3 separate regions of the Mus musculus genome follow, and all the other regions are linked to region 1. Evidence: chromatin loops called from intact Hi-C (ENCODE). Cell type or tissue: gastrocnemius. All regions are shown on one strand. Links, peaks and the distances in the headings refer to the core of each region. The heading gives the core; the rest is flanking DNA.

Region 1 (9,721 bases), core at 1,043-9,042:
AAAAAAGAAAGAAAGAAATTCATTCCTTTTCCTAGACTGAAAATAATTTCTTATAATACTTGTACATCTGCAATTTATCATGTGAGCAGAAGTATGAAAATGCAGGGGATGAGGGGGGAGGCAGGGACAGGGTTTCTCTGTGTAGCCTTGGCTGTCCTGGAGCTCACTCTGTAGACCAGTCTGGCCTTGAAATCAGAGATCCGCCTGCCTCTGCCTCCCGAGTGCTGACTCTAGTATGCCTGTACCACCAAGCTTTTTTGTTTGTTTTGAAGAAAGGGTCTTGGCCTCTGGCAGTAGTGGTGCACTCCTTTAATCCCATAACTTAGGAGGCAAGGCAGATCGGTGAATTTGAAGCCTCCCTGGTCTACAGAGAGAATTCCAGGACAGGCAGTCATCTACCCTAGTGGTTCTCAATCTTCCTTTTGCTTTAATACAGTTCCTCCATATTGTGGTTGCCCCAACCATAAAATTATTTCTGTTGCTACTTCATAACTGTAATTTTATTACTGTTGTAAATTGTAAGAATCCGTGTTTTCCAATGGTCTTCCATGACCCCTGTAAAAGGTCATTTGACGCCCCACAGGTGGTCACGAAAACCTCTACAGTAGGTACACTGAGCTTCATCCTGAGCTCTTAGTCGTTTGTTTTCCTTATGTCCTGAGTATTCAATTCAGGGCATTAGGCTTGGTGGCAAATGCCTTTTTACACTCACTGAGCCATGCTACCAACTTCTCCCTGCATGCACCCCCACCTTTTGTTTTTGGTTGGTTAATTTTGCTTTTTTGCTTGAAGTTAGGGTCTCTCTCTACAGAGCCTTGGCTATCCTGGACCTCACTGTGTAGACTAGGCTAGCCTCAAACTCACAGAAATCCACCTGCCTTGGTCTCCTGAGAGCTGGAATCCAAGGTGCACACCACTGTGCCCAGCTTTTTTTTTTTTCCTCTTTTTTTTTTAAAGATTTATTTATTTTATGTATATGAATGCTCCATCTGTATGTACAACTACACGCCAGAAGAGGGCATCATCTCATTACAGATGGCTGTGAGCTACCATGTGATTGCTGGGAATTGAACTCAGGACCTCTGGAAGAGCAGCCAGTGCTCTTCACCATTGAGCCATTTCTCTAGCCCCCAGCTTTTCTTTTTAAAAGTCATTTTCATATATGTATATAATACACTCTGGTCACACCACACCACTGTCTCTCCACAATGCTCCTCAGAACTCCTTCCTTTCCCATCCTGTCTTTTGGTTTTGTTTTTTTGATGCCCTGAGTTTAACCACAGCTGCCACCAGGGGCATGGTGGTAAAGCTGTCCATTAGACTCAGGTAACTCACTGGTGGCTGACCACTAAAGACAATAACATCTACTCTCCAGAGACCCATCAACTACTAATATCAGTCAAAGGGCTGGTTGCTTATTCTTTTTTTTTTTTTTTTTTTTTTCTTCGAGACAGGGTTTCTCTGTGTAGCTCTGGCTGTCCTGGAACTCACTCTGTAGACCAGGCTGGCCTCGAACTCAGAAATCCACCTGCCTCTGCCTCCCAAGTGCTGGGATTAAAGGCGTGCGCCACCACGCCCGGCTTTTGGTTGCTTATTCTTATTACTTATTTGAGACAAGCTCCCACTATGTATACCTGGCTGGCCTGGAACTTGTTATGTAGGCCAAGCTATCCTGGAACTCCTAGAGATCCTTCTGCCTCTGGAGTGCTGAGTATCAGGTCATAAGGAAAACTCCCAGTTCCCCAGATTCCAGAAGGCAGGCCAGATACCCAGAAATAGGCTCAACCCGGAATGTATGTTGAGGGATTTCTGGTGGCTAGTTAAAAGCCAGCATTCCTCAGGAAGTTGTAAAACTGGTTCCCTACCAAAAAGAGTCATTTCCCTTACCTCTGGCAAAAGGGACATGGGCTGCCTATTGGACCTCTCAGGATATCAGTTCAAGCTGGCCTCCAGGCTCTCACCATCACAAGTATGCATTGCACAAGTCCACACGCACCCTAGCCTTTCCCACCTCCTCCTCCACCCTAAACTCCCTCCAGCTCTGGGCTTCCCTTCCCCAACTACTCATCCTTCTTAGGCCAGGCTATGCTCACTTCTCTCTGTCTCCTGCTAGTCTCCCCTCTCTCACAGATAGCCTTGGCCATGTTTGCTCTACTTCTTTCTCTTTTTGCTTTGGACTCTTCCCAATGCTTCTGGCTGCTTTCTCTCATATCTACAGTAAAGACTTTCCCCTTAACCATTCCATGGAGCTGTCGTGTCAGTTTATACACTGGGTTTAAAGGTGTGTGCTATATAACACTCTCCACCTCACCCCAACATAGATTTTGACAGGATCCATTCTAGTTTCTTCTGTTGCTGTGATAAACATCCTAGCCAAAAGCAACTTGGTGAGGAAATGGAATTATCTGGCTTATAGGTTACAGTCCATTATTGAGGGAACTAAAGGCAGAAATTGAAACAGAAGCCAAGGAATACCACTGCCTTACTCCCAGGCTCACATTCAGCTCCTTATACAGCAGCCCCACCTGTCCAGGTATGGTAGCTCCCATATATAGGGCTAGGCTCTCTGACCTCAATTAGCAATAGAGAAATGCCTGGGGCTGGAGAGAGATGTCTCTGAGGTTAGCATCACTGGCTGCTCTTCCCTACTAGGGTAGGGGTTTGATTCTTAGCACCTACATAGTGGCTAGCAACCATGAAGGTTCACAACTGTCTGTAATCTGTAACTCCAGTTTCAGAAGATCCAACACCACCTTCTGGCCTCCCAAGGACACCTGGCATGTATATGCTACACGTACAAGCATGCACGGGCAAAATACACACACATACACACACACACACACACACACACACAGAGAGAGAGAGAGAGAGAGAGAGAGAGAGAGAGAGATCCTGTCTAAATGTTTTAAAAATAATAATAAAGAAAATTCCCCCATAGATAAGTCTACAGGCCAATCCAATGGTGATAATTCCTCAAGTTTCCTCCTCCCAGGTATGTCAAGTTGGCAACCAAGATTAGCAATCACAAGGTCTCCTGGTTGGCTTGCAACTCCCAACCAAGAGTAGGCTGACCTTAGTCATGCTTCTGTCTGACTTTCATTTTGCTTCTGTCTCCCGTGTGCTGGGACTGCAAATCCACCCTACCTGGACATCAGTGTGAGTTAGAGGTCAGGATTAGTCACTGAGGAAAACCAGAAAAGATTCAAGTCTGTGCTATAGCTTGAAATGCAATGAGCCCTGAGGGAATAAATAGAAGGGAATTGAAGCTCAATAGAATAGTACTTTGCCTAGTGTGCACAAAGCTCTGGGTTTGACCAATTCCCAACACCATTGAAAAAATAGAATAGTCAGATTGGTGTATTGAAGCAGGCACAGTGGTACCCGTGGATGCTGGTAGTTCTAGCTACTGAAGGGCTGAGTCCACATGATTACATGAGCCTCAAATTTGAGACTGATCTGGGCAATACAGACAGACCTTGCCTCAAATTAATGGTGAGATGGCTCTGGAGAAGTTTAGTTAAGCATCCTTCAGCATGTCCTCTGACTGCCACACTTTCACCATGGCATGGGTTGTTGGCAGTTCCTCTACGCTCCACCCCACAGTTACCTGGCAATAGCCAGGTGTGCCTGACTCAATATAAAAGGGGCTGCTTGCCCCCTCCTCACTCTCTTGCTCTCTCTTCTTGCTCTTGTTCCCTTACCCTCTTCTTCCTCTCTCCCCATTCCACTCCCCCCTCTCCATGTGCTCATGGCTTGCCTCTACTCTTCTACTTTCTCTCTCTCTCTCTCTCTCTCTCTCTCTCTCTCTCTCTCTCTCTCTCTCTCTCTCTCTCTCTCCCCTTAAGCTCCCTCCCAATACCCTGAATAAACTCTGTTCTATACTATACCATCGCATGGTGTGGCTGGTACCTCAGGGGGAAGGGATGCCTCAGCATGGGCTGGCAGAGGTACTCCCCTCCACCCACACCTTACTGCGTCTCCACAAAACATATCTCTGGTCTCTTTCTTTTTATAAAACACAACATTATGTGTGTGTACACATACAAATAAATGTAATGAATTAATTAATTAATAAAATAAACTGAATAGTTATTTGTGTGTGGTAGTTAATATGGATTGTCAACTTGACAGGATCTAGCATCACCTAGGTATCCAATGGCTGGCCATGTCTGGAGGAAAGTTCTAGATTGGATTATTTGAGGTGGGAAAAGCCTACCTGACAATGAGGACCACCATTCACTCTCCCGAATAAAAAAGGAGAGTGAGGTGAGCACCAGCATTCGTCTCTCTCCTTGAGTTTGGATGGAAAGCGACCAGATGCCCCATGCTCCTCCTGTCATGACAGAACTGCCTTCTGTAAGCCTCTCTCATAAGTTGTTTTGTCAAGTATTTTGTGTGTGTGTGTTGGGGGGGGGGGGAGTAACTGATACATTGTATTTGTGAGAGGACAAATGGAAACATAGATTATGGCAAACATAATGTAACAAATAAAGGGCTGGTGAGATGCCTCAGCGGGTAAGAGCACCCAACTGTTCTTCCAAAGGTCCTGAGTTCAAATCCCAGCAACCACATGGTGGTTCACAACCATCCATAAGGAGATCTGACTCCCTCTTCTGGAGTGTCTGAAGACAGCTACAGTGTACTTACATATAATAAATAAATAAATCTTTAAAAACAAACAAACAAACAAATAAAGACACTTTCCCACAGCCAGGACTCATCTGTTAGAAAAGCCTTTTCCTTTTTCCTTTTTTTTTTTTTTTTTTTTTTTTTTTGTTTTTTTCGAGACAGGGTTTCTCTGTATAGCCCTGGCTGTCCTGGAACTCACTTTGTAAACCAGGCTGGCCTCAAACTCAGAAATCGGCCTGCCTCTGCCTCTGCCTCCCAAGTGCTGGGATTAAAGGCATGCGCCACCACGCCCGGCTCTTTCTTTTTCTAACGGGACTGGAAAGATGATAAGAGCTGGCTGCTCTTGTAGTGGATCTGGGTTCAGTTCCCAGCAGGCACATGACAGCACCTCTAGACACTCCAGTTTCAGGGGATCGTTGCTGTCTTGTAGCCTCTGCAGGCATGCTAGTCATATAGTGAATAAACACATGTAGGCAAAACACTCGCTATAAAGAAAGTAAGTAAATAAAGATGAAAAGCTGGGCATGGTGGCTCCACAGTACTAATCTTCATACTTGAGGGGTAGAGGCAATAGGATTACCAGGCCTTGGGGTGCAGGTTGTGCTACTGAATTCAAGGCTCGCTCCAGATTGTGACTCGGCTCTGTGTGTTTTGAGTGTAATTGATGAGGCTGATTTTTATCGTTTTAGTTCTTCACTGTGCTCCACCAGGGGGCAGATTGATCCACCATACTAACCTCCTAACCCGCTTCTTTTCAAAGGGAATTGGGATTCGTAGTCTTAAGTAATGCATTGTTGACAGAAAATCCTAGGACATTTATCATAAACTCAAAAGCCTTTGAATAGCGCCTCAGCTTTTTACCAATTTCCAGTTACCACCCCTATCTTCACCATTGGTAAAATTCTTTCCCTCTTCCCCTAATCTCTTTGAAATTCTTTCCAATTCGGTCAAAAGAGAGGAAAGACAGCTAGCCAAAGGCAATGGGAAGGGCTAGGGAAACTGGCCCTCCGAGGCTGGGGAGGCAGCGCCCGGACTGCTGGAGCTGGACAGGCCTCTCCACTGGCGAAGAGGGGTGGAGCCGAGAGCAGGGCCGCCTCTCTTCTTTTCCCGGGGCCTGGGCGGAGAGGGAGGAAAACTTCCTGGCTGGGACTCCGGCGGTTTCTGCCTGCCAACCCTCGGATCCCGCCTACCAGTGTTGGCTCTTCCCGACCCCTCCCCCGGCGCCCCCAGTGTCCGCCATGGCCAAAGCCTACGACCACCTCTTCAAGTTGCTGCTCATCGGGGACTCGGGGGTGGGCAAGACTTGTCTGATCATTCGCTTTGCAGAGGACAACTTCAACAGCACTTACATCTCTACCATCGGTGAGCCCACAGGCTGTATCCCAGACCCCAGACCCACCCCACCCCCGCCCACCCTCATACACCGGCTCCTGAAAGACTAAGGAACCTACTTTTTTGATCCCCTTAGAGAAAAACACTAATTTCCAGTCTGTCGACCCCTGCCCCAGACCCATCCTCCATAATGTCCCTGAATAACACTCAAAACCTCAAACCTTTTTGAGGTTTCCAGATAGTCCCAGTTGCTGCCACCCACTCCGTCTCTTGGTACTGTCTCCCTAGTCTCTCCAAATCCACACAGGTTATCGTCATTTCCATCTGCTTCCTTCTTTACCCCATCACTGCACCTAGACGCTCTAGATCCACTCTTCACAATTTCTCTTTTCCCTGCTTCCCAATTGTGTTGGCCTCTTACTGACCTACTGGCTTCAAACTTCCCGCAGGATCTGCCCCACCTTCAAATCATCTTTTTAGCCTCCCTACCCTCAGCAAGGTACTGCAGAGTGTGGCTGGGTGTGCTGTGGGAGTGAGGATGGTGGATGCCAGGGGACTTTGGGGTCTCTGAGTAAGCTTCTGCACCATCCTTCTCTCTGGAGCCTCCTAAGTGGCTGGGAGACTTCCAGTAAGAAGAATCTCCTTTCCCCCTCCCCTCCCCTCTTTATCTTTCTTCATCTCTTGACTGAGAATCTTATCTCCTCTAGTGACAAAAAGGAAACTTTCTCTCTCTCTCCCTCCCTCCCTCTCTTCCTCCCTCCCTCTCTTCCTCCCTCCCTCTCCTAATTCTCCAGAGGATTCTTAGAGAGCTTCTTCCCCCCCCCCCCCCCCCACTTCCAAGCTTAGCTCACTAGTTAATTCACATAGGCTCAATCAGCTGCCCTCTCATTCCTCTCTACCCTTAAGGGCTAGCAGGGCGGTGGAGGACCAGTAGTGTATTTTGGGGGAGGAGGGGGAAGAGGGATGGGAAGGTGAGGTAGAGATGGAAGGGAAAGTTGTCAGATGGCATGCTTTTAACCCAGCTGAAGAGTTTCATAGCTTTTCTCCAAAACGTCATGAAATCTGAGGAGACACAGTATGCTTACCATAGGAATAAAGCTGTGGAAAAGCTCTCCCTCCTGGCTACACATCCAGCAAGGTCACTACCTCGAGTACCTGAGTACCAGCAGTTACTGGTGCAGCCCCCACTCTCCCCCACCATACTTTCCACACATGCTTACCTGTCTTCACACCCTTCACCCCAGGAATTGATTTCAAGATCCGAACCGTGGACATAGAGGGGAAGAGGATCAAACTGCAAGTGTGGTGAGTGAGCTGCCCAGTCCCCAGCCAGATTGCCCTTTGACCCCAACCCTCCCCCACACACCCCTCCCCCTTCATTTCTTCTTCCTTACCTTTTCTCTCTTCAGTTTAGTTTGTGGTTTGGGGGTGTTTTGTTTTGTTTTGTTTTTTAGACAAAGTCTCATGCAGCCCAGGAGGGCCTGGAACTCAGCTGAGAAAGAAAGCCCTTTCTTTCGGTGTCCTGTGTCCTGGTGTTACAGGCATGTGGCACCATGTTAGTCTTTCTGTTTTGCTTTCTTTCCTTTACACCCCCCCCCCCCCAGTCCAGTACATCTCCTAATTTATCCATTTTGCTTAGTCAGCTATCAGCTGGCCTTGCATCTCTCTTCCTGGTGGCCCACTTTCAGTTTGTTTGTGTCTTTTCCTCACCCAGAGCATTCTCTGGACTTGAAAACAAATGTCTTTCGAGCTACGATGTAGAAACAGGTTCTAAGTGATTAAAAGACAAGTTGCAGAATTACAAATTTGACTTCCAGTCTATTGCTCTCAATAAATTTTAGAGAGCAACCTGGGTGTAAACGCTGACATGCTTTGAGACCCAGCACTCTAGAAACAGAGGCAAGTGATCTCTGGGAGTTTGAGGTCAGCCTGGTCTACAGGGTGTGTTCTAGAACAGCCAGGGCTATGTAGAGAGACCCTATTTGAAACACACACAATAATAAATGTAAAAGTTCTCTCCAGCACAGGTCACATACAGAGGTGTAGCCTGACTGTCTCAAGGAGGCTGGAGACACCACGGGCACTGAGGCACTATGAGGTTTTTCTGAAGCATTCTTGTGTGACAGATAAGCAGCAGCAGATAGGGTCTCAACCCTGGTGCTGCCACTTCCCTTCTGCATGACCTTCATTAGTTACCCAGCCTCCCTCCGCACATTTGCTGCATTTATAAAAACTGGGGACAGTGAGCCATGCCTCACAATGATACAGTGAGGGCCAGCTAGGATGACACACACATAAAGTGATACTTAAGACGGCACTTGGCATCTCTGAGTAAACAGGAGACATCCTGTTTCCCAGGCCTGGAACCTCTGAATAGCAACCCAACTGTCCTTCTCCTGTTCCCCTTCACGGTTTCCTGAGTCTTTTCCTTTTAGCCTCCACCTCCAGTGTTGCAAAAGTTGAGTCCTTAGGAAAAGACTCCCCCCTTGGAGACTTCTTGCTTCTATCTCACTCTGTGAAAACTTTTGCTTCAGGGACACGGCTGGCCAAGAACGATTCAAGACAATAACTACCGCCTATTACCGTGGAGCCATGGTATGAGGTGTGGGTCCAGACATGGGCTAAAGTCATAGCTTCATGAGCACAGAGGGTTGTGAGCATGCAGGGATGAAGAAGGAGGGCACAGAGCACATAACAGAGAGCCCCATGTAGCTTGTGCTTAGACCCACGGACCAGACTTAGATGGTCACTTAGAGGTCAACAGATATGGTCCAAGGTGAACTTTACTATCCCTTAGGGCATTATCCTCGTATATGACATCACAGATGAGAAATCCTTCGAGAATATTCAGAACTGGATGAAAAGCATCAAAGAGGTAAGATGCCTCCAAAAGAAATAGGGGAACAAAGTAGCCCGTGTTAGAATGGGCAGACTTCAGGTTTAATTTTATGTGTGTGGGTGTTTTGCCTGCGTGTACATCTGTGCCAAGAGCCTGGTGATGCCCTCAGAAGTCAGAAGAGGGTAGTGGACTCCTGGGACTGGAGTGACAGATGGTTTTGAGCCACCAGTTGAACCCAGGTTCTCTGGAAGAACACCCAGTGCTCCTAACTGTTGAGCCTTCTCCTGCCCCAAACTCTCCTTTGGTTTTTTTGTTTGCTTGTTCGTTTGGGTTTTTTTGTTTGTTTGTTTGTTTGTTTGTTTGTTTGAGACAGGGTTTCTCTGTGTAGCCCTGACTATCCTGGAACTCACTCTGCAGACCAGGCTGACCTCGAACTCAGAAATCAGCCTGCCTCTGCCTCCCAAGTGCTGGGATTAAAGGCATGTGCCACCACTGCCTGGTTTGTTTTTGTTTTCTTCTTGAAACAGGGTCTCTCACTCTGTAGTAGCCCCAGCTGGTGTGAAACTTAATGTGTAACCCAAACAGGTCTTGAGCTCACAGCAATCCTCCTGCCTCAGCTTTCTAAAGAAAGCCCTACCTTCTGCTTGTTTTGCTGCCTTCAGAATGCCTCTGCGGGAGTGGAGCGCCTCCTGCTGGGAAACAAGTGTGACATGGAGGCCAAGCGGCAGGTGCAGAGAGAGCAGGCGGAGAAGGTGAGTGAGGCGGGGCTGTTGGCTGCAGGGCTGGGAGGCCCGAGTGAGGAGGAGGCATCGCTGAGTGCTTCGCTTCTGCCTTTATCCAGCACTCTCCTTCCTACCTCATCCCCTACAGTTGGCTCGAGAGCACAGAATCCGATTTTTTGAGACGAGTGCCAAATCCAGT
Region 2 (9,721 bases), core at 874-8,873, 250 kb after region 1:
GGAAGGAGGAGTCATCTAGTAGTCAGTTGACTGATATGATAAAGGAAGGGCAGTCAAGTCCGGAGCCAAGAAGCCTCTGTTTAACTCCCCTGGGGAGGAGGCAGTGGCTCCACATAGGATTCTGGAATCATGGGCCTGTCACCTTGGTTGCAGGCTGGGTCCTCATTGTCAAAGCCACATTTAGGGATGTCAGGAGGTGGGTATCCCAGAGGCCAGTATAATCTGTGTTCTGACACAGCCATCAGCTCCTGGGAAGTACCATTAAAGTTCAGGACAACCTGAGGGAGAACGGGGGAGGTGGGAGGTAAGTGCCTGTAGCCTCCTGTACCATCCTGCCTCCTGCTTGCCCGTCTACTTCCAGGACCCTCATCTGGGCTACCAAGTACTCACTAGGTTCCTGCTGTGACTATCCATGAGTCTTCAAACCCATGCCCATGGCATTATGGGGCAAAACCCTTGAACACTCAAAGGCTTTGCAGCAAAACACCCATAGGGAACCCCATTGGAAATCCCTTTATTCAAGAAGTTGGAATTGGTTGCAAGACAGAAATAATTCCAGGCCTAATCCCTATATGTCCCCTCCGGAAGGCCTTCACTGGTAGATTTGAATCTTGGTGGCTTTGACCCCTGTCCCTTCCTGTCCTTGCTACATTTACACAGCTGTACACATGCATTCTGCTAGGATAGGGTCCCACCTGTCTTAGGAACTCAAGAGACTGACTCTATATTCCTTCTTCAGACCTGGGGTTCTGTGAGGGAGGAAGTCTGTGCATCTCATCATTTTGCTCCCAGACTGAGGAGTTCAGCCTGCCCTATTTAGTATCTCATAGCTGTCCAAAGAATAAGCAGATACCGGGAGGGGCTGTGGGGTGGACTGTGGGGTTAGGAGAATGAGTCACCATTCTTGCTAGGCATTGTCTCCTTGGTGTAGGTGTGAACTTACCCTGAAGGCACCTGTCTCGGGGTCCATATCCCAGAGGGAGAAATCAGTGTCCCGATCTCCATTTCTATCAATTTTCAGGTATCCTGTCACACCTAGGGCCATAGGGGGGTGAAGGCTGTGTTTTGAAATAATGGAGGCTCAGAGATGCCTCACTTCATCCCACCCCCTCCTCCATCCCTCCGCCCCGATTTCCAGAGATGTAGACACTAGTGTGGATGTCTGCACGGTGGTGAAAAGGACAACTGTGCATGCATGCAGACTCAGCATGCAGAATTTTTATGAAACTTAGGAGACAGAGCTGGGTAACAGGCTTCTTCTCCTGCTGGGACAACCGGGGGGAGGGGGCTCCGATCTCACCTCCAGCCCCAAAGCAGCCCATTCCACTTAATTCTAGGCCCTGACCTTGGAAGCTTCGGTTCCACATCCGCTGAGTGATGTTCTCTCCATCAGTGACAGTGCCCCCCTGTGCCAGAGTCTCTGTCACTGCCTGGACATAGAGCAGGAGCCCGTCATGGAAGGATGCTGGGATGATATTTTTCTGTAGAAGCAAGCAGAGCTCAGGCAGGGCAGATAGATAAAGGGCTCAGAGTGACAAAGTGCAGCGCTGTGGGCAGGGAACTGGGTTGAGGGGGGCGGTAGTGAGAGCTTGTAAGGAGATAGAGAAAACAACCATAGTCCACACAGATACTTTGTACCTCTAATTCTCCCGACTCTGAGCCATGCTAGGCAGATAGGGCAGGATATGCCACATGCATTTCCCTGAGGAGGACTTTAGGTTCAAGGGTTAATTTTGCCACTGCTCCCCCTCCACCGTCAGGAGAGATACAGATAATAGGCAGGGAGAAAGGGGAGACTGGATGCTGGGATGCCTGAGAGAGCAGGCTAGAGTAACAGAGAGCCATGAATTAGGGTCTGGAGAGGCGCACTGGAGGAGCCTAGGACCCTCCCTCTGCCCTCCCACCCCCCTACCAGGCCATCCTCCATGGTGAAGTTGAATTTCTTGTCAGCCAAGAGTTTTAGCTGCTTCAGGAATTCCAAGTACTCAGGATTATCGGGTTCTTTGTAAGTAATAATTTTGGCAGCCTAAGGAAGGAATCATTGAAAAGAGGAATGGTAGGAGCTGACTCCAGTCCTTCCTGTATCCTGGAGTCATCTGGGGTCCCATCTCCCAGACCAGCCTGTTTAGGTTGGGATCAAGTTGAATGGCAGAAGCAAGAGAATCTTTGAGTTTGAGGCCAGCCTGGTCTGGATAGGTTCCAGAACAACCAGGAAAACACAGAGAGATTCTGACTCAAACAAAACAAAACAACAACAAAACAAACAAAAAACAAAATAAATAATAAATGAGACAAAGATCGAATGGAGCCCTGTGTCCTGCATGAGACGGCCCCTGTGCTTGAGCAAAAGGATTCAAGCGCTGTCTGGTCCATGGGTCTTCAGTATCCTCCTGCTTCAGGCCTATGAAATTATCTGTTTAGCCTCCGGACTCTGAAGTCCCTAAATCTCATGAAGTGCATGGTTCAGCTCTAAGACTATCAAAAACCCGTTTTCTGGAATTATTTCAGATACATAGGGGCAAAGTGCCCAGAAATGATGTTTCAATAGCTCAGAGTCCTACACCTGGGCTCCAAATCTCAGCACTCACCTGAAAGGCCTGGCGGGCTCTCCTATCCTGCCCATCGTCTCTTTCCCAGGGCTTCCTGGGAACAGGGCCCTGAGCACCCTGAAGGCTTTGCCCAAACACATCCAGGTGGAAGAAAACATAGTCCTCCCCAGTCAGGCCAGCATCCAGGGCCAAAAGCATCAGATTCCTGAAGGCATCCGGAGAACTGCAGATGTAGATAACTGAAGGAAAAGGAGGAAGAAGAGGGGAAGGCAGAGGAGGGGAAAGAGAGAGGAGAGAGAAAAAGGGGAGGGAGAGAGAGAGAGAGAGAGAGAGAGAGAGAACCACATGAATGAACACACAACACACAAAGTACTACAAAGGAGGGAATTCTGATTTGTAGTCTCTAAAGGATAGCAACTCCTGGCTCAGTCTTGGGCCTTGTCAAGAGAATGTGAAAGGTGGGAGAAGGAGGTATGAGGGATAGGAAGAGAGAGGAATGGGAGGAAGAAAGAGAAGGTGGGGCAAGGTGTGTGTGTGTGTGTGTGTGTGTGTGTGTGTGTGTGTATGTGTGTCTGTACATCTGTGTGAGTGTGTGTGTGTGTGTGTGTGGGGGGAGACGAGGACCAAGACTGCAGGAAGAATCAGAGAATAACCAGCCAGAGAAGGGACATGAGAGCTCGAGAGCTCATGTGGGAGCAATAGAAGTAACTGGAGGAAGAACGTGGTAAGTTAGAGGGAAAACAGCACGGAGAAGAGCCAGGAAGCTGAGGGCGCAGTAGAACTAGGCCCTTCAGCGCTTAAGTCAAGAAAGTCCGCAGCAGGAAGGTCACGGGAGACAGGAGGGGAGGGGGAGAGGGAAGGAATGCAAACCCGGCGCAGAGAGAAAGAACTAGAAACTCTGAGGTAGGAGTTGGGCAAGACTCTAAGAGGAGGAAGCCTGGCCCCCAGAGGCGGAATGCCAGGCTGTGGACTGGCCGGAGATCAGGCCGCGCGAGCCAGCCGTCTGGTGGGTGCCAGCCTCACCTCTGCCCTTGCGCTGCACGGTCCGCAGTAGCTTGGTGTAGTGGTCCGGGTCGCCCTCGACGAACTCCTGGTGATTTACTGTGATGTTGAGTCGCTCACGCACCCGCATGTACAGCCCCTCCACTATGAAGAAGCACGGCCGGTCGTCGCCCAGCCGATCTGCATAGAGCACAAGCGCCTGGTGCTCCCAGCCCAGCCGTCGATGCAGCGCCGTCACGAAGTCGCCCAGCTTGACATGGCTGGGTCCTGTGCGGGTGGTTAACGCGTACTCATCCTTCACCCCGATGCCCAGAGCCGGGGCGCCAGCCGTCAGCAGCGGCACCCGCCAGTGCGCGGTGAAGCGTCCCACCGGGGCAGCAGAGTATACGCAGCCGGGGCCCAGGAACACCGCGGGGCTGTGCTCCCACTTGAGATCCACCGCGGCCAGCGGTGCAGCGGTGTCGGAGCAGACGCCCGCCGCGTTCTCGCTGCTGCCCAGCACCATACGGACCGTCCAACCCGGCAGCAAGTCCGGCCGAGCCTTCACCCTCCCGAGAGCCAGTTCCACCGCCGGCCCTACACGCGCCCAAGACCACGGGTACGAGGTGTTGGTCAGCGGCAGCACCACGGCCACGGTCAGGTCGCTCGCGTGGCCGCTTCGGAGCAGCAGCAGCGGCGGTAGCAGCAGCAGCGCCCTTAGGCGCGGACGGACGCGTCGGGAACCCGGCATGGCCTCAGCGAGCGCAGCGACGGAGCAGCGCTGTCACCATGGTCTGATCGCCGTCCTCGGGCTCAGAGGCGAGGGTCGGGAGTCAAGAGCGCCCGAGCCGTAGCGAGGGAGGGGGCTGGGTTGAAGCCGCAGCGGCGAGAGCAAGCTGCCTGCCGAGGCTGCGACTGTCCCGCCGTCGAGCAGGAGCGCGGAATTGGGAGCGTCCGAGAGCGGAGGGTGCTTTAGAGCAGGTGAGAGCGAGCGCAGCACCCGAAGGGAGTCCGTGGAGAGCGAGAGAACGAGAGGGCGATCTAAGAAGAGCGAGGGGAGCGGGTGCGCCAGCGAGGAAAGGGGAGTGTGCGCTCGCGCTTGCCCCAGGAGTATGCCAGAAGGGGCGTCCGGCTGGCCCAAGTCTCCGGCCGTTCCGGAGGCGGGCGGGGGCGGGGTGGGGGGGGGGTGGGGGGGACGGGACCACAAGGTCCCGAGCCAGGCAGCGAATCCTCCCCTCCCAGATTCGGCGACAAGAGAGCCGGGGGAGCCAATCCCGGTCCTTTAACTCCTTCCTCCCAGCCCTGACTATGGCTGGTTCCCACCCTCGCGTGCGCCAGTTATTGCTGACCCTCTTCCCGCCGCGCTGTCCCTGCGCAAGGTTTCCCTCCCTTGGCAGCACCCGCGGGCGGGGCGCCTAGGCCGCGGGGGAACCAGGACTGAGGAAGGGTGTGAGGAAGCTGCCCCCCCTCGCCCCCTCCTATACCCCCCTTTTCTACCTGGCTCCTAGGGAAGAGGAAAGTAGAGGTTTGTTTGGATCTTGGCCGGGAAAGGTGTGTGTGGCTATAGGAGTTTGGGAGGGTTTCTGGAAAAGGCAATCAAGTAGAGGCGAGCCAGAGTCCGGGTTACCCAGTCCATCAATGAGTACCTCCCCTTTCTTCTTCGCCGCCTCCCAGATCCCGCAGATTAACAGAGCAAGATGACCAGGTGGGAGGGTGGAGTTAACTCTTTAGTTCCCCAAATAATGATGGAAACTGGGGAGAGAGAGTGGGTGGCTAGAGAAGAGATGTAACCTCGTGTGAGTGTTTTGTGTGGAAGATCATTAAAATAGGACTGTGAAGTTCTGGTTGGAAATGACCACGGGAAGAATAAATGAAGGAGCGAGTCTTTGGGACGGAACGCCATGGGATTAGTCTGCCCTCTAATGGTTATCCGCATTCATTAACCGTATTGCGCCATCAACTTCGCCAGCCTTGAGCCCGAACAGGATCTTAAGGTCAGCAAACATTTCAAGAGGACCAGCTGTGTCAAGTGCCAGTTAAATGCTGACGGCATAACGATGAAATATATAATATTATTATATATGTTTTGAGGACAAATAACCATAACACAATATACTTTAAGCACTGGAAAAAGAGACAGGGATATGCCCAGAGACCGAGATGAGAGCTATTAATTCTACCTGGATTGGAGCCAGGAAAACTTCCAAAGAGAGAAAAACTCACCGAGGGTCAAAGGATAAAAAAGGGTACTTGGGGCTGGAGATATAGTTCAATAGTTAAGAACGTTTATTGCCCTTCCAGAGAACCAGAGTTCCGTTCCCAGCACCTACATCAAGTGGCTCATAACCATTATTCCAGCATTCCAGCTCCAGGGGAACCTCTGGGGATCTCTCTCTCTCTCTCTCTCTCTCTCTCTCACACACACACACACACACACACATACATCTGGCATACAAACACATATGTATGATTTAAAATAAATCTAGTTAAGAAAGGAAAGAAAAAGGTATTATGTGGAGAAAGCAAACTGTTGAAGTCTATTTTCTATACATGAAGAGTTAGGATTTTTTATGGAGGCAGACTTGCAGTCTCTTTGTTTTATTTAATTATCTTTGTCCATACTAATTTTTATTTATTTATTTATTTATTTATTTTATTTATTTATTTATTTTTGGTTTTTCGAGACAGGGTTTCTCTGTGTAGCCCTGGCTGTCCTGGAACTCACTCTGTAGACCAGGCTGGCCTCGAACTCAGAAATCTGCCTGCCTCTGCCTCCTGAGTGCTGGGATCAAAGGCGAGCGCCACCACTGTTTGGCCTTAAGTAGTTTTTCTTACATATTAAGACTCTGTGAGTATATCCATCTAAATGGAAAGCCAGAGGCATAGGGTCCCCTGGAGCTGGAGTCCCAGGCCGTTGTCAGCCATGCTCCCAGGTGCTGGGAACAGAACTGAAGCCTGCAGAGGTGAGTCCTCCTGACTACTGGGCCCTTCTCTAAGCCCCTGATTTAAAAAAAAGAAAATTTGTGTGTGTGTGTGTGTGTGTGTGTGTGTGTGTGTGCGCGCGCGCGCAAGTACCTTTAGAGGCCTGAAGAGGGCTTTTGATCTCTTAGAGCTTGAATTTCAAACAGTCGTGAACCACCCCACACAGATGTTGGAACCTAACTTGGACAAGTCCTCTGTAACTGCAGCAAGCTCTCTTCTCCACTGAGCCATTTCTCTATCCCCCCTGCTTTTCCTGAGATATTGAAAAGCTAGCCACATAGGCCCCATGTCCCTTACAGCACCATCAATGGGAGCAAGTGCCCATGGCCTCCCTGCTGAATCATCACGGTTTCTACCCACATTACCACAAGTGCAGTATCTGACTGCTATAGGAGGCTGCATTGTTAACCCTGAGCTGGGAAGTGGGAATGACTGAGTGGGAAGTAGGCCAGAGGAAATGAGGTCAGTAAAGCTTTTGTGTGACAGGTGCTTGTTATGTGGTAGGAAGCAGAGTAGAGTCCCCATGTAGCGGCGCATGGGGGATGGAAGCTGTTTTGTAAACAGGGTCAGTGGGACTCTGAGGAGAGAAGAGACATTGACCTCTTTAGTCGATAAACTAAAACAAGAGGTTTGGGTGGATGGTAATTTATTGAATATGCAGTGCCTATAGATACCAAGTAGAGGTTCCCATATGCTTCTGGTAACGCTGGAGTTTGGGAGCAATGACTGGATTAGAAACATCGTTAGGTCATTGAATTCTTGTCAGTATGGTGGACTAAATCTGGAGCTGCAAATAGCTAAAATGTTGGTTGAATTATTTTTTAAAGAGTTATTGTTATATGTAAGTACATTGTAGCTGTCTTCAGACACATGGGAAGAGGGCGTCAGATCTCATTATGGATGGTTGTGAGCTGGGATTTGAAGTCAGGACCTTTGGAAGAGCAGTCAGTGCTCTTCCCGCTGAGCCATCTCTTCAGCCCGAATTATCTTTTAAAGGTAAGCGAAGATAATCTACTCAGGAAGCTTTTAGTGGCTGTTGGTTGGAGGTAAAGTTCTAGGGATAAGGCCTGGGGCTGCAGTGGAAAGAACAGATGATCAGTATTCCCTTCTTCCTTCCTCCCTTCCCCTTCAACAGCATTCACACCGCCCTTCCAACATGTCTTCAGGGTAGCAGTGCCCTCATGGACCTCAGAAGTCCCTCCTTCCTGTATCCCCTCATCCACATGCCAGTGAACAAAGGTACGCTTTGCACACATCAGGTCAAACTTGTGGTCTGGGTGATCCCAGGCCTCAGCAATGACACCAGTGCTGTTCAGCATGCACACAGCTCACTGTGGCTGGTCCGGGTTTCTTCCTCTGGGAGAGGTGTGTGCCAGCCTTGAGGCCATTGGAGTATGAGACTACAAACTACATGCTGTACATGGTCTCAATGGTGGCAGACCGAACATTGACATCTTTAGGAACCACATCACCAGACCATGTCAAGCATCAAACCTCCGTGTTTACTATGGTGAGGTGACTTTTTAATCATATGATTGGCTAGCTCAATGTAAGTACTTGTGATCTTTGCAGAAGAACCTGGGTCCTGATAGGCTTTCTCAGCAGAGTAGACGGGCATATGTAGGAAGGTGGAAATGGAAGTCTATCAAATGGAAGGAGGACAGTGATAGAAGATAGAAACTGCCTACGGTGACAATTGAGGTTAATGTAGGTTGGGTGTTCAATATTAGGGTTTCTATGACAGATGTCATAGACGGTCTCATTGTCTACCATGAAAATACAGTCAGAGGGCCGCAAGATAGTGACGGTGGAGTTGTAGGGTTCAAAGACAGCCGTGAAAACTCGGGGCTGGCTAAGTGAGGAACTCCAGCTGTAATCAGCATGGAGACGTTTAGCATCAAGGAGAACCTAGAACCATTTTCCTACCAAAGGTATGGAAAAACAGGACTTGAGCCCCTGCTAGTCAGCCCGTAAATCCCATCTAAGTCAGAGTCATTGATCTCATCGTCCATGGGTAGTCCTTCTTGGCATAGTTACTGGCAGCATTTCCCTTGCCTATAATGAACTGCTCATGATGGGAAAGCTGGAGGTGTGTCAGTACAAACTCCATCTTTAAAAAAAATTTTTTTTTTATTAGAACACACATGATATGCACTTACTGATAAGTGGATATTAGTCCAGAAACTCAGAATACCCAAGATACAATTTAAAAAACACATGAAACTCAAGAAGAAGGAAGACCAAAGTGTGGATACTTCTATCCTTCTTAGAAGGGGGAACAAAATACCCATGGAAGGAGTTACAGAGACAAAGTTCGGAGCAGAGACTGAAGGAAAGACCATCCAGAGACTGCCCCACATGGGGACCCATCCCATATACAATCACCAAACTCAGACACTATTGTGGATGCCAACAAGATTTTGCTGACAGGAGCCTGATATAGTGGTCTCCTGAGAGGCTCTGCCAGTGCCTGACAAATACAGAAGTGGATGCTCACAGTCATCCATTGGATGGAGCACAGGGTTTCCAATGAAGGAGCTAGAGAAAGTACTCAAGGAGCTGAAAGGTTTTGCAGCCCTATAGGAGGACCAACAATAAGAACTAACCAGTACCCTGAGAGATCCCTGGGACTAAACCACCAATCAAAGAAAGCACATGGTGGTCTCTAGCTGCTTATGTAACAGAGGATGGCCTAGTCATCCATCAATGGGAGGAGAGGCCCTTGGTCTTGCCAAAGTTCTATGCCAAAGTACAGGGTAATGCCAGGGCCAGGAAGTGGGAGTGGGTGGGTTGGGAAGCAGGGGGTGGGGGGAGGGAATAGGGGATTTTCGCAGAGGAAACTAGGAAAGAGGATAACATTTGAAATGTAAATAAAGAAAATATCTAATTAAAAAAAATAAAAAGATTTATTTATTTATTCATATGAGTGCTCTATTTGCATGTATGCCTGCATGACAGAAAAGGCCATCAAATCCCATTATAGATAGTTGTGAGCCACCATGTGGGTGCTGGGAATGAACTTGGAACCTCTGGAAGAGTAGACAGTACTCCTAATCACTGAGCCAGCTCTCCAACCTGTGGGTCTCATCTTTAATAACTGTTGTCAGCACACACTTGTCAGCACCTGTCTCACTAAATGAGATATTGAAGAAGTCATCTCCTCCTAATGGTCTTGTCACTTAGCATTTGCTCATCATACTGGTCTCTAT
Region 3 (9,721 bases), core at 502-8,501, 44 kb after region 1:
ATAGAAAGACTGATTTCTGCTCTTCTCTGACCACTTTCTCTTTACCTGTCTTTCTTCTTCTGTCTTCCCTAGCATCTTTCCATCTCCTGACCAGCCTGCTAATGTGCCTGTCCTCCCACCTGCCATGAACACAGGAGGCTCCCTACCTGACCTCACCAACCTACACTTCCCTCCTCCACTGCCCACACCCCTGGACCCTGAGGAGACAGTCTATCCCAGCCTGAGTGGGGGCAACAGTACCACCAATTTGACCCATACTATGACCCATTTGGGCATCAGTGGAGGTCTGGGCTTGGGCCCCAGCTATGATGTACCAGGTGAGTGGCTACCTTATCCTGGTTATGTTACCACAAGGTATTGAGAGGCTAGAATGGTGCCTGGGATCCTGTGACTGCCCACAGACCCTGCACCTCATATCTCCTCATTGTAATTCTCACCAAGCAAGAATGAGTAGGTGTGGCTTTTCCTAGAAAAAAAGACGGACAATAACCCCCAAATGAGTAGTGCCGATCTCATGGTCAGGGACAGAGTAGGGAGGACCTTTGTCGCCATAGTCTGGTCACTGCTACCCATTCTGGTCGGAAAGGGGTTTGAGTTCCCATCGGTAATGTTGGCATCTCTGGTTTTTTGTCTGTGTCTGCAGGACTTCACTCACCTCTTAGCCACCCATCCCTGCAGTCCTCCCTAAGCAATCCCAACCTCCAGGCTTCCCTAAGTAGTCCTCAACCCCAGCTCCAGGGCTCCCATAGTCACCCATCACTGCCTGCCTCCTCCTTGGCCCACCATGCACTGCCCACCACCTCCCTGGGCCACCCGTCACTTAGTGCCCCAGCCCTTTCCTCCTCCTCTTCCTCTTCGTCCACTTCATCTCCTGTCCTGAGTGCTCCCCCTTACCCAGCTTCTACTCCTGGGGCCTCTCCCCGCCACCGTCGTGTGCCCCTCAGCCCCCTGAGCTTGCCCGCGGGCCCAGCCGACGCCAGAAGGTCCCAACAGCAGCTGCCCAAACAGTTTTCGCCAACAATGTCACCCACCTTGTCTTCCATCACTCAGGTATGCGTGGCCACCTTCCCTCCATATGTCTCCCTTCTCCTTCCCGTGCCTGCCCCTGTCTCATCCATCCCCTTCCGTTCCTCTGCCCTGTCCCAACCCATCTTGTATCTCTCTTTCCCTTCTTCGCTTAAGAGTACAAGCTCTGCCATTACACCTTTTGGTTTCACATCATAGTTCTGCCTCTTGATACTTGGCTTTGTTCACGTTATTGAACTTCTCTGAGCCTCAGCAGTTTCATGGTTTTGTGAACATCGGATGCAGTAACATACACTGAGTATTCGGCATCGGGCATAGCACAGGTGCCAGTGTAGCTTATCCATTGGCCTGTCTTTGTTCTTATCCTTCCTTTGCCAGTTCCGCTCATCCCCCATCACTTCTGTTCTGGCTCATCCCTCTCCTATTTCCCCTACGTCAGTGGAACTCATAGAGCCCGAGAGTCTCAGACCACAGAGCTCAGTCCTTTCACTCTGTATAAGTGAAAAACTTGGTGCCTGAACTGAAAGTAATTTCCCAACATTTGCGCAAATGGTGGAGATGGTGTCTCATGTAGTTCATCTGGCCTTGAACTCAGGATATAGTTGAGGCTGACCTGGAGCATCTGATCCTTGCTGCATCTGCCTCCTAAGAGCTTGGACTACAGGCATGAGCTACCTTGCCTAGCTTTCTTTTCCTTTTTCTTTTCAGACTTGCCTCCGTGCTAAAGTTTTCAAATCTTTCTCCTGTTCTTCCTTCCCCTTATTCTTTTCCTCCTCTCTGCCGTCCTCTGCCCTACTCCATGGCTGTTTCCTGGATGTATGTTCTGTGTTCCATCTGTACCCTCTCCTGTAGGGAAGCCATGCCAGGGAGGGCACTTCTCCTTCCACATCTCCTCTACTTCTTCCTCTCCTCCCCTCTGGTCCGTGAAGCCCCTCCAGGGCTTCAGAACAGTAGTGGTCATCCTCCCTGTGGCATTAACAGTCAGTCTCTAGTGAGCTGTCACAAGGAACCAGTTACTGATACCAGGTACCGGGGATTAGGAACAGTCACTTACGGAACGGGTTTAAGATTAACCTTGCTGGGCTTAGCCTCACTGAGCACCTACATTTTAATAGGCATTTTGTGTAATTTCCACCAACCCCAGAGATGTGCGTGGAAGCCTAGGGTGGTGTTGGCTTGGGGGAGAGTGGGGAGACAAGCAGAGGCAGTGCTCTTGCCTCCAGAGTGCTGAGGTTACAGGGGCCGCACCAGTACACATGGCTTGGAGCATTGTTATGTTTGTATTGAGGACAGGTACAGCTTACAAGGTGGGGAACTCTTAAGAGTTCTTTTGGGGGATCACACTAAAGAATAAATTTTCTCCCTTTTCAGGGCGTTCCCTTGGATACCAGTAAATTGCCTACTGACCAGCGATTGCCCCCATACCCATATAGCCCCCCAAGTCTAGTTATACCCACCCATCCACCCACCCCAAAGTCTCTACAGCAGTTGCCCTCTCAGGCCTGCTTAGTGCAGCCCTCAGGTGGACAGCCTCCAGGCAGGCAGCCACATTATGGGGCACTGTACCCACCTGGGTCCAGTGGACATGGGCAACAGCCTTACCACCGCCCAATAAATGACTTCAGCTTGGGGAATGTGAGTATGCAAACTCATAGTTCTGAAATGGGGGATGGGGGTGGGCTGAGGGTGGGTCAGTTACTTGAGTGGTCACTGGTATGCTGAATTGGGAGATATGGGTGGACCTCTTTTTCCCCTAGGTAACATAGCAATGCCAGCTTGGGGCTCCTGTCTTCCTGTGTTTGACCCCTACTCCTGCCCCTCTGTTTCTGCTCAGCTTGCTCTTTGATGACTCCTGCCTTGACCCGTTCTCTTCCTGGCATGCACATGCTCTGGCCCAGCAGGTACGGTGCCCACACTTTCTTCGGGCCCCGTGCTCGCTTCTGTTGGCTCTGCTTGCTATCACCTCCTTCTGTCTTTGCCTCTCTTCCTGGGTGGATGGGGCTTGCTAGGCAAAGGGGACATATCAGCAGAGCTAGGCAGGACACCCTGTTCTGAAGCCCACTTCCTTAAGGTCTGTCTGTGTGTCCCTAGCTGGAGCAATTCAACATGGAGAGCCCATCAACCAGCCTGGTGCTGGATCCCCCTGCCTTTTCTGAAGGTCCTGGATTTTTAGGGAGTGAGGGATCAATGAGTGGCCCCCAGGACCCTCACGTCCTCAACCACCAGAACTTGACCCACTGTTCCCGCCATGGCTCAGGACCTAATATCATACTCACAGGTAAGGGAGTGTGGGTGCTGGTGGAGACTGGCAGGAAGAGTTGACAGCCTCACTGCTGTGATAGGAGCTTGAGGGGTCTGGAGGTGTGGCCTGAGATCCTTACCCACCTCTTGTACACACAGGAGACTCTTCCCCAGGTTTCTCTAAGGAGATTGCAGCAGCCCTGGCTGGAGTGCCTGGCTTTGAGGTGTCAGCATCTGGGTTGGAGCTGGGCCTGGGGCTAGAAGATGAGCTGCGCATGGAGCCACTGGGCCTGGAAGGACTAACTATGCTGAGTGACCCCTGTGCCCTGCTGCCTGACCCTGCTGTGGAGGACTCATTCCGTAGTGATCGGCTACAGTGAGGGGACCTCACTGCCATCCTTCTTCATGGCCCTGTCCCATCAGTCTTCATCCCTTCCCCCTGGCCAGTAGAGACTACTCTCTGCCCCCAGATCCTTTTTCTAATATGAATGAAGGATCCTAAAACTGAGGAAAGGGAAGGGGCTTGGCCAGGTGGCCCCTGAATGCTGTATGTCTGGTGGGCTTGGGGGAATTCAAGGGAGGGCCTAAAAGCACTTGTAACTTTGAAAACCGTCTGTCTGGAGGTCAGAGCCTGTTGGGAAGCAAGGTGTAGAGGGAAATCTTGGAGAGAGGGCTTGTCCAGAAGGGATGGGCACTACCAGCCCCTCCCTATTTCTCTTCCCCTTGCAATGGAAGAGAGAGCCAGAATGGATATTATTTTTTATTAAATATATTATATGTTAATAAAAAATCCTATTAAACCTTTTGTGTGCTTGGCTATTTGGTACATGGCTGGGGACCTAAGGAGGTTTGGTGCCATAGGTTCTTTTGTGTTGCATTTTTGTTTGTTTGTTTTTTGACAGGATTTCTCTTACATAGGGCAGACTACCTAGAAGTCACACGTGCCCGTTGGCACCTTGGCTTCCTTAGTGCTAGGGCTACGGGTGTGCGTTAATCCTCTCAGAACTTTTGTGCTTGTGCGGAAGCACCATTCTCAGATTTAGGTCCCAAACTGGATGTATCCTAAAGCCTATACAGACTTCACCGAGGCAGCAGGAAGTCACCTTATGTGCCCTTGTTTGTTTAAGGCCCTGCCTGCTGCAGCATCAGGGGATGGGGCACCGTGACTAGCCTGACAAGTTACTCTTCTGAAGCCCTGGGTAAGGAGAGGCTGTTGTCCCAAGTCACAGTTGTTTCTGTTAGAAAATCCTCCCCTCTCCTGGAGGAGGCTATTGCCAGTGTTGATGCTTCTAGAGAGAAGTAAGCAGGCCTAGCTGGCTTACTTGGTTTATGTTTGGGGGACCTAAGCAATCTCATGTTCTGAGGACTGTATGTCGATTCATCCATTTCACTGCTCCATTTGGGTTTAACGCAATAGATCCTTGGGAGACAACCATGTTCCACGAAGGCTTTGTTAGACTTCACCCAGCATAGTGAAAGGAGTGCTACACCTCCACTATTCGGCTTCATGCCTTTCTTCCTCTTTTTCAATGTTCTTGTCATTTCTCGAAAGAAGAACTGAGAGTTTCTGGCTCTGGCCAGTGGGTTCTAAACGTGGAAGTGGGGAGTCACCTGGGTTTCCCAGGTCTAGGTCTTCAGGGCCTTCGCTGTGGCACAGTGGCCACATCTGACGGTAGGGCAGGACAGGAGCACCGACTCTGACTTCGGGGCCATCTGGGGTCAGTGTCTTGCTTTTTCCTCCGGGTGGTGGGAATCCGCTTGGTTGCAGGGGGCCCTCCCAGCCACCAGGGGTCGCACTGCAGGCGGCAGGGTGTTGGGCCGGCGCTAGCCAGGGTCACGGCCGCAGGCCCGGGTGTGTGGGGGGGGGCAGAATAGCGGAGGCGCCCGCGGCTCCTGGGGGGGTGGGGGGCGGGTATGAGTGGAGAAAGCAGGGCGCGTTGAAGAGCTTGGGGTCCCCAGCAACGTGGGAGCCGGGAGGACCGCGCGGCTGGAACTAGCGGTGTGGTGTGGCAGCAGTCCCCGCGTGGCGCAGCGCGCGGGGACGCTGGGACCGCCCAGATCTTCTTCCACCGTGCCCGGCGCCCTCGGCTGCTGCTTCTTCCTTCAGCCCGGGCGCGAGCGGCTCCTAAGTCGAGTGCGCCATGTCCGGGGCTGGATAGCAGCCCAGCCGCCCGCCGGCCCGCCAGCCCGCCCTCAGAGCCACCCGCCAGCGGGCCGGCTGGGGAGTCCCAGGGCAGGCAGGTAGGGGCCGGACCGGGCGGGGCGGCGGGCGGGTTAGGGCGGGCGGAGGGCGGGCGGCTCCAGGGACTGTCCCCAGCTGTTCTACGCTGCGCATCTGGTTCCGCTTCCTCCCTCCCAGAGAAGTGAAAGTGGAGGGGAGGGCGCAACCCAGAGCTAGCTAGCTGTGCTCGACATCCTACAACCTGGAGCTCCCGCGGGCGCTCAAGCCAGAGCACCCCTCCTTCCCGCCTGGGTCACGCGGCTGCTGGCGCTGCTGCCGTCACGTCCTCGGCAGTCCCCGCGCGCGCTTCTCTCGGCCCTCCGGCCTCTTGCTCAGCCACCTCCCCCGCGCCGCGCCCTCTGCCCTAGCCCCGACTTCCCGTCATTCGGCATGTGGGCGTTGGGACCCAAAGTGGCTCCAGTGCCGTTGTTTTCCCCCAAGGGAGAAGGGGCTGCATTCTATAGGACTCTTCCCTGGCTGGATAAGGGAAGGCCTGGACACACAAGTCCTGTTGATCCGGGACCACCCACTTGCCTATAGAGGGTCTCATCTAACGGCTTTTGCCTACTGTCTGGAGCACAGAACTACTATTGGCCTGCAGTGGATGAGAGAGTGAGCTGTGTCCTGGAGTTAAATCAGGAGGCTGACGCTGACTCCTGGCTTCACCTCTCAGATGTAGAGAAGCTCAAGCTAAATTTAGCTTGAGTTGGGGCATGTGTGTCCAGAGGCCAGGTTGAGAAGACAGTCGGTTTGGCTCTAGTTCTCTGAGGAAGAGCGGGAGGTTAAATAGACTGTGCATCCTGGAGACACTAAAAGCTTCCCTGCCTTGCACAGGACCCTTAGTGGGAGGTCTGCGTTGGTCTGATGCTGTGCTGGCACCTTAAACAGTACTATCCCCCCCGCCCCCCCAGCGATACCACACACCCATAGGCTGACTTATGCTGAGCTAGCGACAGCTTCCCCTTCGCAGCCATTTCAGGAAGTAGCCTCCCTTCCCCTCTGAAGCACTCTCTCAGCCTCTAGCCCCTTGCAAGCTACCCGCCAGGCTTCTTCCCACCTTCAGCACCCTGGGGCACCTCAGGACTCTTGGGGCTTCCACTCCCCAGGGTCAGGCCATGGAGGCAGGTGAGATAAGTTACCAATAGGCTGTTGTGGCCCCGATTCTGTCTTGGGCTGGGTGGCGCGGGCATGGCATGACTGGAGCTGACTCCTACAGTCCCTTTGTGCCTAACTACAGACACCTAAGGATCCTGGAGATGGGAAAGTCCTGGTTGCTTGGCCAACTAGGTAAAGTTAAGCTAGGGAAAAAAAAGGATACTTGAAATCTGATGAGCAGAAGCTAAATCTTGGGTTTTGTAAGCCTTCCTAGGCATCTGTAAAGTCTTCTAGAAATGAAAGGATGGGTGCTTTAAGAACATTAGCTGCATCGGAAGGTTCTTGTGGTGTTGCTACAAGAGCAGAGACCTTTGACAAAGCAAAAGTTGGTGTAATGTGGTAGCCAGAGTGAATGATGTCATTGCAGGCCATTACAGAAAATACTGTGTTCTCTGAGACGTAATTGTAGCGGGCAAGGAGAGGCAGGCCTTTAAAGGAATAGGTGAGGAATATGTCAGTTGTGTGTTGTAGAGTGGAGTTTGGGTTCTTTGGGAAAAAAGGGCTGATGTCACTAAGAAGGAAGGACCTAGTGGTCTCTAAGGAGCTGTGGTGGAATATGAGAGTTTGGTGATGTCACAGGTGGAAGAATTCAAGATTGGCTGATCATTTATCCTTTCCTTAGAAGAACTAGGAAGAAGAAGGGGGGGTGTCCACTATCGTTGCCATGGGAACATTATCCTCTCTTGCTCCATCTCTTCCTCGATTGACCATTCCAGATGCAGTGAGTGAAGCAGAGGCCATGGCAGAGGAGCGGCCTCCCCGGTTGGTGGATTACTTTGTGGTGGCTGGGCTTGCAGGAAATGGAGCGCCTATACCTGAGGAGAAGTGGGTTCCCGAGCCTACCGGGCCCCTGCGCCCTCCCCGGCCAGCTGAACCTATTACAGATGTGGCAGTCATCGCTAGGGCACTGGGCGAGGAGGTGCCCCAGGGCTATACATGCATTCAGACTTCTGCGGGTGGCCACCCCTTGGAGCTCAGTGCTGGGCTCCTGGGTGGAACTCAACCAGTCATCTGCTACCGCAGGGGGCGTGACAAGCCCCCCCTCGTTGAGCTGGGGTACGTACCCCTATCCACGCTGGCACTAGAGGAAGCTGGGAGGGACCTTTGAATGAGCTAGAAGAGGTAGGGATATGGGTCAAGAGGAGGAATGTGGGGACCACAGCGGAATAGGCTAGAGGTCAAGAGAATGGGCTCACTGCCTTTGCTGCGGTCAACGTTTCCTCATCTGCAAAATGAGGATAGTGGCTCCTCTCTGGCTGGCTCAGAATATTAAATGAAGTAACCCGTGTGAGGAACTTTGAACTTTGCAGAGCCTGTTGGTTCTGAGTGCTTACTCTTGAGAGCTATGGAAGGTATGGGTTGAAGGGATGGTTACTGACTGAAGGGATCCTAGAGCACAGACCTAAGTAGGAAGTGGTGGGCTATACTACCAGGGTTTGACAAGGCTAAGAGAGCATGGCAGGTTTAGGAGACCAGGTAGGAAGATCCAGCAGGATCCAAGACTCTTTCTATCCTAACCCCTTGATGTCTCTACCCTCTGTGCCAGGGTGTTATATGAAGGGAAGGAACGACCCAAGCTTGGGTTCCAAGTGCTTGACACGACACCGTATAGCCACTCAGCCAATCTGGCCCCTCCAGGCCCCGGGCACCCCCGCACCTACCTCATGTATCGGCGGGCAGCAGAAGGGGCAGGGCTGCATGCCCTGGGCATCACTGACCTCTGCCTGGTTCTGCCCAGCAAGGGTGAGGGTACTCCTCATACTTACTGCCGGCTACCCCGCAACCTCAACCCTGGCATGGTGAGTGGTGCTGAGGTATTGAGAGCTGAAACCTGAAGAACTAGTGTAAGGGTATGGACATGGGGCGGCACAAAGGGTATTTGGGGGCCGAGGCCATTGACACCAGGCCAGATCAGAAGTGACTTGGTGGGAGGACTGGAATTAGGAACATCTTTGAAGACAAAAGATAACTAAAGGGAAGTAGAGAGAAGATGAATCCAGAAACCGATGTTAGTGATGTGTCTGCTTATCTCTTGTCATTTCTGGGGACAGTGGGGCCCAGCAGTGTACCTGTGCTACAAGGTAGGCCTGGCCAAGGCCAACACACTGGTGTATGAGGCAGGTGAGTGGCTTCTTTTTATGTCCTACCCTTTGACCCTCTGGCAACTTCAGTGACCCTAGAACTTACATCTCTTTGCCACTTAGCCCTTCTTTGGGATACTCGAGTTTCTTTACCTGGAATCAAATGGACCTTTCGCTCTAATATGTACTCTTAATCCTGCTGGGGTATAGAGCTGCTGGGCCGCTACCCAGAGGAAGACAATGAGGCGTTTCCGCTGCCCGAGTCAGTCCCTGTCTTCTGTCTGCCCATGGGGGCCACTATTGAGTGCTGGCCTGCCCAGACCAAGTACCCAGTACCTGTCTTCTCCACCTTTGTGCTCACAGGCGCTGCTGGTGATAAGGTGGGTGTGTGGAGTGTGATAAGGGGTCCACATAATGCAGAGGGGGCCCCTCTGATTATCCCTATATCCCCACCAGGTGTATGGTGCTGCTTTGCAGTTCTATGAAGCGTTCCCGAGGGCCAGGCTGTCAGAGAGGCAGGCACGGGCACTGGGCCTGATGAGTGCCGTGGAACGGGGCCGGGCGCTGGGAGGCCGAGCTGTGCGCAGCCGACGAGCCATAGCTGTGCTGTCCCGCTGGCCTGCCTTCCCAGCCTTCCGAGCCTTCCTCACCTTCCTTTACCGATACTCCGTCTCAGGCCCCCATCGTCTGCCCTTGGAAGCGTGAGCACGGCTCTCCTGACACTGGGGGGTTATGATGCACTAGAGAGGATAAATGGGAGACACTAGAATGGAATTGGGGGAGCTTCACTGAGCACCTAAGGGACAGTGACGCAGTACCTGGTTATATAGTTTGTCCATTTAAACTTCTGGCTAGCGGTAAGCAGAGCCTGGAATCTAGCCTGCACTTGTTAATTAGATAGACCTGTGTATGTCCAACAGATATATATTTTGTTCGTTCATTTGTCCATTCATTCATTCTTTCATTCACTTATTTATTTACTTTTTTTAACTTTTGT

Evidence for each region. A loop is a pair of places that touch in the nucleus more often than their neighbours do. Peaks named below come from ENCODE experiments on the same cell type or tissue, not always from the same donor. Only the 100,000 strongest peaks of a DNase experiment are listed, where the experiment ranks them.
Region 2: a loop joins it to region 1, with 4 times the contacts of the local background. A loop is called at or near these places in 5 of 42 quality-filtered maps.
Region 3: it touches region 1 in a loop (2.1-fold over the local background); 10 of 42 quality-filtered maps call a loop at or near these places.

Annotation. Positions count from the first base shown.
Region 1 is chr3:90,215,032-90,224,752 of GRCm38, forward strand. It overlaps Rab13 (RAB13, member RAS oncogene family), which reads left to right and starts at 5,753. Exons shown (of 8, transcript NM_026677.4): 1 at 5,753-5,991; 2 at 7,206-7,266; 3 at 8,496-8,556; 4 at 8,759-8,836; 5 at 9,463-9,552; 6 at 9,671-9,721. The coding sequence starts at 5,868. In gastrocnemius, for the core only: a CTCF peak has its summit at 5,340 (motif pointing right); DNase peaks (open chromatin) are centred at 5,334 and 5,774; H3K4me3 peaks cover 1,749 bases; H3K27ac peaks cover 3,242 bases.
Region 2 is chr3:90,461,223-90,470,943 of GRCm38, forward strand. It overlaps Npr1 (natriuretic peptide receptor 1), which reads right to left and starts at 4,644. Exons shown (of 22, transcript NM_008727.5): 1 at 3,573-4,644; 2 at 2,589-2,788; 3 at 1,913-2,026; 4 at 1,346-1,481; 5 at 944-1,035; 6 at 143-278. The coding sequence starts at 4,281. In gastrocnemius, for the core only: a CTCF peak has its summit at 5,444 (motif pointing left); DNase peaks (open chromatin) are centred at 3,606, 3,950, 4,354, 4,655 and 3 more places; H3K4me3 peaks cover 4,938 bases; H3K27ac peaks cover 3,888 bases.
Region 3 is chr3:90,260,054-90,269,774 of GRCm38, forward strand. It overlaps Crtc2 (CREB regulated transcription coactivator 2), which reads left to right. Exons shown (of 14, transcript NM_028881.3): 10 at 73-317; 11 at 644-1,050; 12 at 2,398-2,661; 13 at 3,118-3,304; 14 at 3,427-4,072. The coding sequence ends at 3,647. Dennd4b (DENN/MADD domain containing 4B) reads left to right here and starts at 5,182. Exons shown (of 28, transcript NM_001356483.1): 1 at 5,182-5,508; 2 at 7,360-7,699; 3 at 8,190-8,442; 4 at 8,695-8,764; 5 at 8,935-9,104; 6 at 9,181-9,425. The coding sequence starts at 7,383. In gastrocnemius, for the core only: a CTCF peak has its summit at 5,051 (motif pointing right); DNase peaks (open chromatin) are centred at 5,064, 5,763 and 6,527; H3K4me3 peaks cover 3,319 bases; H3K27ac peaks cover 4,631 bases.